Regions from separate parts of the Homo sapiens genome. Here region 1 is linked to region 2. The links are chromatin contacts, found by Hi-C or POLR2A ChIA-PET in ENCODE. All regions are on one chromosome and are shown on one strand. Each heading gives the region's core, a stretch centred on a gene start or an enhancer-like site at or near the end of the contact. The rest is flanking DNA. Distances are from core to core; before and after follow the strand shown. Region 1 overlaps STK24 (serine/threonine kinase 24). Region 2 has its middle 87 kb from the start of STK24-AS1.

Region 1 (5,419 bases), core at 1,668-4,167, 140 kb before region 2:
CCTGAAGGACAGGCTTTGGTTGGGTAAGTCAGGGTTGGTCAGCTGGAAAGCTGAGCGGGTGAGGGATGGTGGCTGGAGTGCGGTGGAGGGAGGAGCATTGGCAGTATGCTGGGGTGAAAGGGGCTTTCGAAACAGGTCCGTCTTTGCTTTTTCTGGTTTTTAAACAATTTTTGTCCTGTTTTCTCTCAGTCTTCTTTCTGTGAACAGATGCTTTGTCCTTTGTCAAGCTGTATGTATAATTTTTTTCGTGGATGCAAAATTGTTGTCTCAGTGTCCCAATATGACTCAGGCATTTTCCCCCTGCAGTGCACACAGCGTGTAGCCAGCCTAATAGGAGTGGATTTATTGAGGGTGTACTTGTTCCAGGCTCTGGGTCAGGAGCTTTACATGAACTGTCTCAGCACATTCTCATGACAAAGCTAAGAGGAAAGTACTTCTGTCTACCTCATTTTACAGATGAGCAAACTGAGCAGAAGAGATATTGAGTATCTTGCCCTTGGTCCCAGAGCTGGCAGAGGGCGGTGGAGGGGTTTGAACCTAGCCAGCAAGCTCCTGTCTCCTCACTGTACTAGGCTTGGGACCATGTCATTAGAAACAAAAAAGCAAATATTCCATTACATGGCTGCATTCAAGTTTATTTAACTGTCTTCTGCTGCTTAATTAGGTAGCCTTTACTTCTTTTTAAATTTTATTCTGTTTTTCAAGAAACTTGGGTTGTGCATTTCTGCTGTGGGGAGGAGTGAGTGAGTGACCGCTTGTCAGCTCCTGGCCAAGACTTGGGAAACGTGATTGGAAAGGACCACAAATGGCTTCCTGGAATTTGCTCATCAGCTTCATGGCCCATCCCAGTAGTGCGGGTGTAGAACACGTTATTCAGATATGCAGGACCACTGTCCACAGGCGCGTTTTCATGAGACGCTTGCCAGGTGGAAATCGGCCTGCTGATACCGACCCCATGTGAGGATAACACGCCCATATGGTCACTCTGTGTATGTGTCAGATTCCCTGAGAAGAGGCAGTGACATATATCGATACACACTCGGAAGTAGAAATTTGTTTTGTAATTCTCATCGGCATCCTTTTGGAGTTTATTTCCATTTTGTGTAGATGTGGGCCTATCACTCTTCACAGGGAATGGCCAGCCACTGAGAATAACTGAAAAATCAGAGGGCCCATGTATGTGTGCACACAGCAGAGCTGGGCGTGGTGGCTCACACCTGTAATCCCAGCACCTTGGGAGGCCCACAGATCACTTGAGATAAGGAGTTTGGGACCAGCCTAGGCAACAAAGTGAGACCTCAGCTATACCAAAAAAAAGTCTGCCCTTCTCCCTCCACTTCATCTAAAAAGCCCAGAGATGGAGATGACATCTGATTCCAGTGGCCAAGACCCCACCCCAATTAGAGCGGTGGGAACATGTGGCCTGCAAAGGGGCAAGGTGCCGGGAATCATGCTCCGCGGGCCACCAGTGAGGACGAAAGTTAAGACCTCAAAGGCCAGATCAGAGTCAAGAGCATCCGAGGGAGCCCTGACACAGAGGCTGTGCCCACACCTGGGCAACTCTCCCACGGGCCACCGGCACCCCCTTCCCCACTCTTCTCTGAACCCACCTCCATGTGCCCCTGTGCCTTGAACGACTGGGGAGGGCACACAGGCCCCGCAGGCAAACCTGAGCGGGGAGGCTCCTGGATGCAGAGGACACGGGACCAGGACCGGGTGAGCCACAAGGGAGGTGGGGGGCCCAGCACTGCCTCACCAGCACCACCCAGCCACAGACGCAGAGCCAGCGGCCACGGGAGACCAGAGGGGTTCAGAGGCACACCGTCGAAAATCCCAAAACAAGGGGAGGGACAGTCATCACCTGCTTTATTGGAACAAATGTCCCCTGCTGTGACTGCAGCCCCAGTTCATGCTGGCGTCTTGCAGCCCCGCCAGCTCCTGTACCTCTCTGGGCCTGACTCAACGGCAGAAAGCAAAAGGAGAGCTCTGGGGGCGATGGTCTCCTCAGCCACAGCTCCCTAGGCTAATAATCAGGCCTCCGCAAAGCTGGAGAGAGCCGTCTCCATCAGGCTGACCCCTGGGTTCCCACTGGGCCACCGGACTCTCATTCATGAGGATATGCAGGTTGGCCCAGGGCGGGAGGTCCAGGACAGACCCGGGCCCATCAGTCTCGGGCTCCCTTCACAGACTACACAGAACGGCCATGACCTGGGGGTTTGCCTGGCCAATGTCATGACCACACCTACCTTGCAAGGCGAAAACCTAAATGAATGAGAAAGACAGATGGAGGTATCTTCTGATTTACAGACTGATTCTGCGCTCAATGAGAACGCCAGAAGGTGGGTGTTTTCCTGCTCCCTCTCATCTCACAAAACATGGTCCCCTCAGCCCAGTCTAGGTGGGGGGCAAAACCAGCAACTCCAGCCAGGCCTCCAGGGTTCCGGCTCCTTTGAGGAGAAAACCCAAGTGCGAAGTATCCTATTACCCACCCAAGAGTTACAAAGACAATTCCGAAGCTCTGCCCTTCTGCAGCTCAGAAGCAGGGCCATTCCACAATACAACACAACACTTTATTATATTCCATAATCCCTTGAAAGAATTCTTTAAAATTGTTCTATGATGACTGAAGTATTTTATATTTTTAAACCTGAATAGCTGTCATCATCTTCTTTTGATCATTTCTGGCAATGAAAAATGCATGTGGCATTACCAATCAACTTTCAGTGTTACTCAGCTCCAAATGTACCACTTGCACAGTCAAACCACACTCAACTACTCTGGTTGAAACCAAGCTTCTCTACGCTTTTCCATGAAAACAAAAAGAAACTGAGGGTGACGTGCTCTAATACCCGGTACTTCTCACACCACTATCCCTACTGGAGCGGGCGGGAGGATGCTGGAAGGAAGCTGAGCCTGGAGCAGGGAAGGGGAGTTGGCTGCAGGCACGGACTCTCACCACTCTGGCCTTGGCAAGCATCTCTAATGAATCACAAACACTCTCCTAGAGCTGAACCGAGCCTCAGAATCTACTCACCCCAGCCAGTCACCACCGATTTGGCCAACTGGGCACGCAGGTGGAAACCTACCTGTTGGCCTGTCTGGCGCTACCACCCACAGACCCATGCTGGTGGCTACCATTCCAGCTCACCCTTCCATACCCGCCGTCTCCCTCTCCCCAGGCCCCCCACCACGTGTTTCATCGTTAACAGTGTTGCTACCTACCATTTCTAAAGCTGGAAACCTCTGCACCCCCATTCCTCTCTCACCCCAACATGCAAACCGCGTCATGGTTCTTCCGAAGCGTCTCTCCATCCAGCCCCTTCCAGGTCACTGCCTGGCCCTCCCTCCCCCACAGCAGCAGCCTCCAACTGATCCACTTCAAGACCTGCCTGTGACCTGCTGTCAGAGTTGATCTTCCTAAAAGCTCACGGTTTCCTTCACTGCTTAAAACAACTGGGGACGACCCACTGCCCTTCACACTGAGGTCACACTCAGCTTGTGAATCTAAACCCCAAAGCTCCTTTCTAATCCCCTCACTTACCCTCTTGTCATCCAACTTCTTAATACTGTCTACAAGCGCCAAAGGTCATATACAGTATGAGTCCCTTTATAGAAAATTCTCAAGGTGACAAAATTTGACTGGTGGAGAATAGATCCTTGGTTGCTGAGGCTGGGGTGAGGAAAAGACAAACAAACCACCAAACAGGGGGGTCCAGAGGCCCCTGTAGGTCCAGGGATGGGTGTGGTTGGGGTCCTAACACGAGGCTTCCAGAACGAGCATTCAGCCATCAAATGCAATGACTCTACCCAACTTAAAAGGCTCCTAGGTCTAAGAAATGATGCTGGGAACTACAGAGGCAAGATCATGGCTACCAGAATTTGCAGAAATCCACGGACCTTTAAAATTGCCTTATAAAGGTAACCATTAAACCTCTTAAAATAGAAAGGGTCTACCTGCAGGGCCCAGGAAAGAAGGCTCTACTCCACTGGCACTGCTGGAGAAGGAAGCCGATGTTAGACAAAAGGCCAATTGCAGGAAAAATGACGGCAAAGAAAGAAGGCAAAAGGCACTGGCCCTGTATGTGGGTGCAAACACACACAGATATACACACACACACGCACACACACACACAGAGCTGTCAAGAGGACCAGACATGACAGTTTCTGTCTGTGGCCCCCAGACAGAAACACACACAAATACTTCCAGAAAGTTTGTGTAAAGAGAACTCCTAACAATTTCTGAGGAGAAACTTAATTGAATCTAAGAGAATGTCTTGTAAAACACCTGGAATACTTAAGGCAGCTCCGTTTTTACCCCCATAAAGGAACTAGATTGCCAGAGCTCCTGGCCTTCTCAGTGTCACAGATTAGGTGACAGCTGCAGTCAGAGGTAATGACACTCTTCTCTTGGATATGGTCTTGGATGTGGTCTGGGCAGAATGACACCATAAGCAAAGCTACTGTCATGCCCGGGTGCCCTCTACGGAGGAGGCACGAGCTCCATTTTCTGACGATTATGTGACTTGTCTTCAGGCACAGAGCCTGAACAGGAACCTATGGCCATCCGACTCCAAACACTGAGCAGGTCCATCACTGTCTCCGGAGCTCTGACAGCAACATACAACACAAGGGCACAAAAGAAGAACCCAAAGCCCTGGAATGAAAAGCTGTGGTGCGCTGCTGCAAGACCTCCAGCAAGTTCTTAGCTTCTCAGTCAAATGGACAATGAGCTCACAGGTCTGTTCCGGGATCAAACCTGCCGGCAACGTGGTGAACTGCCACCACCTTCACCAGAGTTGGCATAGAATCTTCAGCAAGCACACTGAAGAACATGGGAAGCCATCTTTAAAACAGCACTCAATTTTGGAGACATTTTTGGAAATCACTAACTCGCTGGCCATAACTCTTAACTGAGAATATACGAGGTACAACACAATGCGACAGGGTCTCCAAAGAGTAAAAATGAGAGTAGATTTTTAGTATGGCTGAACTTTAGGCCAATCTCCTATTTTTTAATACAGATTATTCTTCCCCTAAGTAAGAAATCCTAAAGCTGACTGCAAACAAATAAAATACCCTGGAAAGCCATGTCATCTAATTAAACTGGCCATTAAATGTGAAGAGGCATTCTGTGCTGGAAGGAATAGTGAACAATTTGTCTAAAGCAAGCCTATTCATCCATAAAGGTCTTCTTTCATTCTAATAAGTTTAAAGCTCACTCTTTATCAGTCTTTCCAATACGCCCTCCCAAAATCTGAAAATCAAGCTGTCCTTTTTATAAAATATCTACACATGCAGGGATATGTACAGAAAAGGCCAATGGAAAGTTTATAAACCAAATGAAAAAGACCAAATAAAAACCAAGTGCTCTTTTGTGGGCAGTTTTCCCGCCAGAAGTTGTCATCAAAAACCTGTCATG
Region 2 (5,476 bases), core at 2,960-5,459:
CCAGCTACTCAGGAGGCTGGGGTAGGAGAATTGCTTGAACCTGGGAGGCGGAGGTTGCAATGAGCAGAGATTGTGCCACTGCACTCCAGCCTGGGTGACGAGAGCAAAACTCCATCAAAAAAAAAAAAAAAGGAAGAACGATAACAGAGACTGTGGACCATGAATGGGGAGTGGGCCAGGGAGAAGGGCTTCTTATTCCCCAATCCCAAAGGCCCTGCTGAAGGCAGCTGGCACGCCCATCTAATGGTCTCACCTCTGGAAAGGGAAGGAACGCCAGGTGGGTGTAGACAGAGCACGGCCCTCTCTCACTTTCCTTGGCGGGCGCTGGCCCTGCATGCTGGTATCCTTGCTGCCCTACCCAGCCCTCTCACAATGCTTGGCCCATAAAGGCCGGAGAGGGCCTCTCCCCAGGCTGCCCTCACCTACGTGCCCAGCTCCAGCACACTTTTTCCTTCTCCACCTCTCCTCCGTCCTCCTCTTCTGCCTCCAACGCTCTGTTCTCAGAGTGTGAGGTCTTGGTGGGCATTGCAAACAAGCAGGCATGTGAATGTGCCCAGGTGATCGGCCTCTCTGAAGAAGATGCTGGTTGAAGCTAACACAGCTCGCTCATGATAGCTCCGGGCTGTGTGTCTCAGGGAAAGATGCCCAGGTGATTGGTGTCCTGTGCAATGGGAGGGACGCTTTAATTTAGCTGGCTTGCTGGAGTGAGAGGACAGTGAGCCAGGAGATCTGAAGCCACCCAGAGTGGTGCAATTCATAGGAACCTCGCCACCCACCTGGCCTCTCAGCCTGGAGACCCAATCAAAGCACGTGGGCTGGCAACAGCCCTTCGTGGGTAACTTACGGAACTCTGTTCCTGTAGATTTGGGCTCAATATTTTGATGCCGATAGAGCATGTTCTGCCCACAACACAAAGTCTGTGAGTGAAAAATCGGTGGCTTGGAATCTGGAGAAGAAGCCAGAGCGTGGGGTCTGGCCCCCCTTTGTCTGATTAACAGAGAAGATTTGCATCTCTGGCCTCGGCCCTGACATGAAGTCTGCATGCCTGGTGCTGCACAAAGTGTTGGCGAAATAGAATTAAAGTTTTTAAAAATCCACTCCCAGCCCAGAAAACCTCTCCTGAAAGATAGAGAGGAAGAAGATACTGTTATCATTGAATAAGCATCTAAACCAGAACAAGATGAGCATTGCAGGTGACAGCTAAAGGTGTCATGGCTCTGACATTAGGCAGATTTTACAATGTGGAGTCAGGTGATGCTCTAGGTTCTTCTCCTCCCAGGAAAGTGGGAGACAGGAGGGACGCTCCTGTCCTGGATGATTCCATTGCAAAGAGGGGGCTCCCCCTGGGTCCCCGAGGAAACATTTCTGAGTTGTAAGACTGGCTTATTTAACCATTAAAAAGACTCACATAGGCCAGGCACGGTGGCTCACGCCTGTACTCCTAGCACTTTGGGAGGCCGAGGGGCAGGCGGATCACTTGAGGTTAGAAGTTCAAGACCAGCCTGGCTAACATGGTGAAACCCTGTCTCTACTAAAAATACAAAAATTAGCCGGGTATGGTGGTGCGTGCCTGTAATCCCAGCTACTCGGGAGGCTGAGGCAGAAGAATCGCTTGAACCCAGGAGGCAGAGGTTGCAGTGAGCCAAGATCATGCCACTGCACTCCAGCTTGGGTGACAGAGCAAGATCCCATTTCAAAAAAAAAAAAGAAAAAAAAAAGATTCACATACATTTGAAAAGGATGGAGAAATAACTTCTGGAAGAAAAGGGAAAGGTGGGGCATCCCTTTCTTTTCAGCTGGGAGAATTACACCTTTGTTTTTAATTTGTATTTGCCAGATTTCAGGAATCAGGGACTGGTTCAGAGGGCTGACCCCGGAACCTGCCAGTGATCAAGCCTGGCACTGACATCACCCACGAAAACTAGCAGGAGTGGCGCAGTTTCCCCCTTCAAATGCTCCCTGCAGCCCAGCGCGAGACCTGGGCTGGGGGTCCTCATTCATGCTAGGGAACACTTCTCTGGCCAAGGTGGGGACCTGTGAGGGCTTACATCACCTTTCCTTCTCCCCACAGAGCCTAAACGCCTACCCTCTGTTACAGAAAAGGGGTCCTGATCCAGATCCCAAGAGAGGGTTCTTTTATCTCTCGAAAGAAAGAATGATGGGTGAGTCTGCAGTGCACAGCAAAAATCGTGCCACTGCACTCCAGCCTGGTGACAGAGTGAGACTCCATCTCAAAATAAATAAATAATTAAATAAATAAGAAAGTAAAGTGGTGAAAGAACAGGCTACTCCATAGACAGAGTAGGGCATTCCGGAAAGTAAGAGGAAGAGCGCGTCTGCCCTAGGTACAAGCATGTATATATACGTTGTTTATATATACGTATATATATACATTGTATATATATGCGTATATATACATTGTATATATATGCATATATATACTATGTATATATACATTATATATGCATATATATACAATGTATATATACACACATTGTATGTGTATACATATACACATTGTATGTATATATATATACACACATTGTATGTATATATATACACACACATATGTATATGTGTGTGTATATATGTATACGTGTGTGTGTATATATATGACTAAAAAAAGATGATGGGAAGATGTGCTCTTCTACAAGGGTTTGTGATAAAGGATTAATTTCATTTAATTACTATATTTTGTAAGAATCAATATTATTAACTTTAAAACAAAATTAGGAATGCCTTTGTTTTCCAGATATTGGATATCTGGACATTCCCAAGTCTGGGTCTGTCTAGTAAGTATTATCAATCTGTTCCCTTAACCGTAAACTCTAGAGGCTCAGAATGCCTGACTCTCTGGGAAAACAGCCCAGCAAGCCCCAGCCTCATTTTCCAGCCCTCACTCAAGATGGAGTCGCTGTGGTTCGAATGCCTCTGACACCTCCACAAGTCTCACGTTTCTCTCTGGTCCTGACTCACCAGATACAGTTTCTATAATGGAAAATACGAGCACAACCCATGTCAGGTGGTGAGTCAGAGATGTTCAACTGTGACTAAAGAAGCCTGCTCCACGGGTGGCTCGGGCACTGACACCTACGCAGAGGAGGAACCTGCCAGGGAGTCGCGGCTGCTACACGTTGATGTTCTTTTGTTTCCCTTCCAAGTCATCTTTTCCCAATCTAGTCCTTTCTGGAACTGCAGCCCCTGTCCTCCCTATGGCTTCTGGAGCTCTGAGTGGAGTGGGTGTTCTACTGTTTCTAAAACATTCCCTCAAAGCCTCAGGCATCTATTTGGTGGGTTTCTAACAAAACAATCAAATGTCAAAAAAAAAAGGCAAATAAATCACAAATTCAAATCCTCTGCCTCCAGACAGGTCATTGCCTGATGTTTTCAAGGTGGATAACTGCTGGTCTTCTCTTAAATGAAATATCAACATTGCCACATTCTACCGACCATACATTCATTCACTTGTTGATTCCTTTTAACAAAAATGTATTGATGGCCAACTCTGCATTGGACACTACTCTAGATGGTATGGATTTAGGATAGATTCTGCCTCTGTATGCCCCAACAGACTGAACAAATGTGGCAACCTGTGGGGTTTGAGCCATGCATCCCCAGGGATGCTTAAGTGTTCCTGGCAGTGACCAGGGACCCTTGGGAGTCATTTGCCATGTGGTCTGAATTCTGTATCTCTCATATTCCTGAAAACTGTTCAGTGGAAAGACCGGGAAACCTTTGAAAACCTTGAAAAGCATCTGGTAGCAGATAAGGAAGCAAGGAAGTTTCATTTAGCCTGTGCATTTGGCCAAAGTCTGTCATTCAGCTTTGTGGTTAGGATTGCCTTTAGAGTGTCTGACAGCAAACTTCATTGCTTTTTTGGACATCCTGACCTCATGTACCTAGGTTACCATTAAGTCTAATCAATGTAGTGATGAATGCTGTTCAGGTTAATTATTATACCTGAATACTTGCTTGCAGATATGAGTAAATATTCCAGATTAATGTGTAATGAAAACACCCAGAAAACACATTCTTTAAGCAATGCACAGGTCTTAGTTTATGGGATTGCTTTGATGAGCTTGTATTTTTGCCATTGATCAAATCAGTAAGCTCAGGAGTTAAAGAACAAATACATCTTTGCCTTTGTTGCTTGCCACTTGGAGAAGAAAGGAAGCTTAATAACTTGGTAAACATGATCAACCCCAATGCCTGCCCTGGCAAAGGTAATCCCCCAGAAATCTTGCTCCCCCACTGACTTTATTGGAAAGTGAGTGACAAATCTCACAAAAATGTGGTTTTGTGGCCACGAAAGAAATTGCTTTTGTGTTGAAACGTCAAAATTTAAAAACTGACTTCTTAAATTCTTGATAACATTGAAATAATAAATAATTTTTGATGAAATTTCAGGTTTATTTTTGTAGCCCAGAGGTTTAGTCTTTGATGATTATTTTTGGCTTCAGCATCAGCTGAATATTGAATTTAACACTCAACCATTCCCATTTGGCCAAAATAAACATTTGATGCACCTGTGGTCACAAAGACCTTCAGGCTGACTCTCCCTCACTCTCCATGACTGGTCTGTGGAGGGGTTGGGGTGGGGACAATGAAGAACAATGAGGGCAAAGGTCAAGGGGTAAACAAAATAGCTGGAGAAGTTGTGAGCTCAAAAGCTTGTGACATTAGTCTTACAGCTTACCCTCCACTAATCTCCTTTTCTTCTAAAGGTAGGGACAGCTGCATTTCTCTTTTGAGCCCAGGGCCCTGGTTGGTACTAGCATTTTAGCACCTGGACCTCCTCTTGTCCTGCTCCTGGTCTGAGTTCTTTGGTCCAGAGGCCTTGGTCCCTCTAGCACTGGGATCTCGTCTCATGCCCTAAGTCTACCTTTGAAGCTTTGCGCTCATGGCTCTGCCCCTACTGTCCATTGTCAGGTTCTCTGAAAGAACTTTCCATCTCTCAGAGTCTAAGCCTTGGTCTCACTGCATGGCCCCTTCCTGTGGCTGTTGGCTGGCTGAGCCCCACTCTCTAGATTGAGAAGGTTCTGCTCCTGTATTGGCTTTCTCTGAAAACCCTGTGGCAAGGGCACAGCTGCCATATTGATTAAGTGTAGAAGCAGGCTTGGTCAGACTGTTAACGCAAAATACACTGGAATTCAAGAAATCTTTGGAATAAACAGATAAAGGAAGAAACATACATCATAGGTACAGGCATTTTAAAAAATAGCTCTTGTAGCAAGCCAGATAACACCTGGTTTGGAACTGACACTGATGACATCAGTTAATGGGACTGAGGACCCCATGAGATGCCAGAGCAGGTAATGGGGAGGGGGCAAGCTCACTGCTACAATATCTTACTTCATCTTGATTATATGCCTGGAAGAGATGCTCAGAAATATTTGCCATAGAATTAAATGAATTGGAAATCCTTTTACGTCTGTCTTTCCAAAGCATGCTGTTAATATTTGATTTAACAATTTAC

Evidence for each region. Hi-C counts contacts between places; a loop is a spot of excess contacts on that map. ChIA-PET counts read pairs that join two places held with the same protein, here RNA polymerase II (POLR2A). Pooled maps may share reads with other maps.
Region 1: a pooled map shows a loop between it and region 2 (12-fold over the local background). The contact joins two enhancer-like sites. A Hi-C loop is called at or near these places in 1 of 168 maps with a recorded cell type or tissue (PC-9), 2 of 37 single-sample maps with no recorded cell type and 7 of 50 pooled maps. POLR2A ChIA-PET finds 5 or more read pairs at or near these places in 3 of 52 experiments (CD4-positive, alpha-beta T cell, OCI-LY7 and activated CD4-positive, alpha-beta memory T cell).

The regions. Positions count from the first base shown.
Region 1 is chr13:98,525,999-98,531,417 of GRCh38, forward strand. The region is part of intron 1 of STK24 (serine/threonine kinase 24); the gene reads right to left. Among named protein-coding and RNA genes, the nearest start is that of STK24, 48 kb to the right of the region's middle. RefSeq lists enhancers at 28-347, 2,888-3,057. Within about 2 kb of position 2,918, at least 2 of the 41 ENCODE cell types and tissues checked have a DNase peak (open chromatin) inside an H3K27ac peak, as active enhancers do.
Region 2 is chr13:98,661,227-98,666,702 of GRCh38, forward strand. No RefSeq gene overlaps it. Among named protein-coding and RNA genes, the nearest start is that of STK24-AS1, 87 kb to the left of the region's middle. Within about 2 kb of position 4,210, at least 2 of the 41 ENCODE cell types and tissues checked have a DNase peak (open chromatin) inside an H3K27ac peak, as active enhancers do.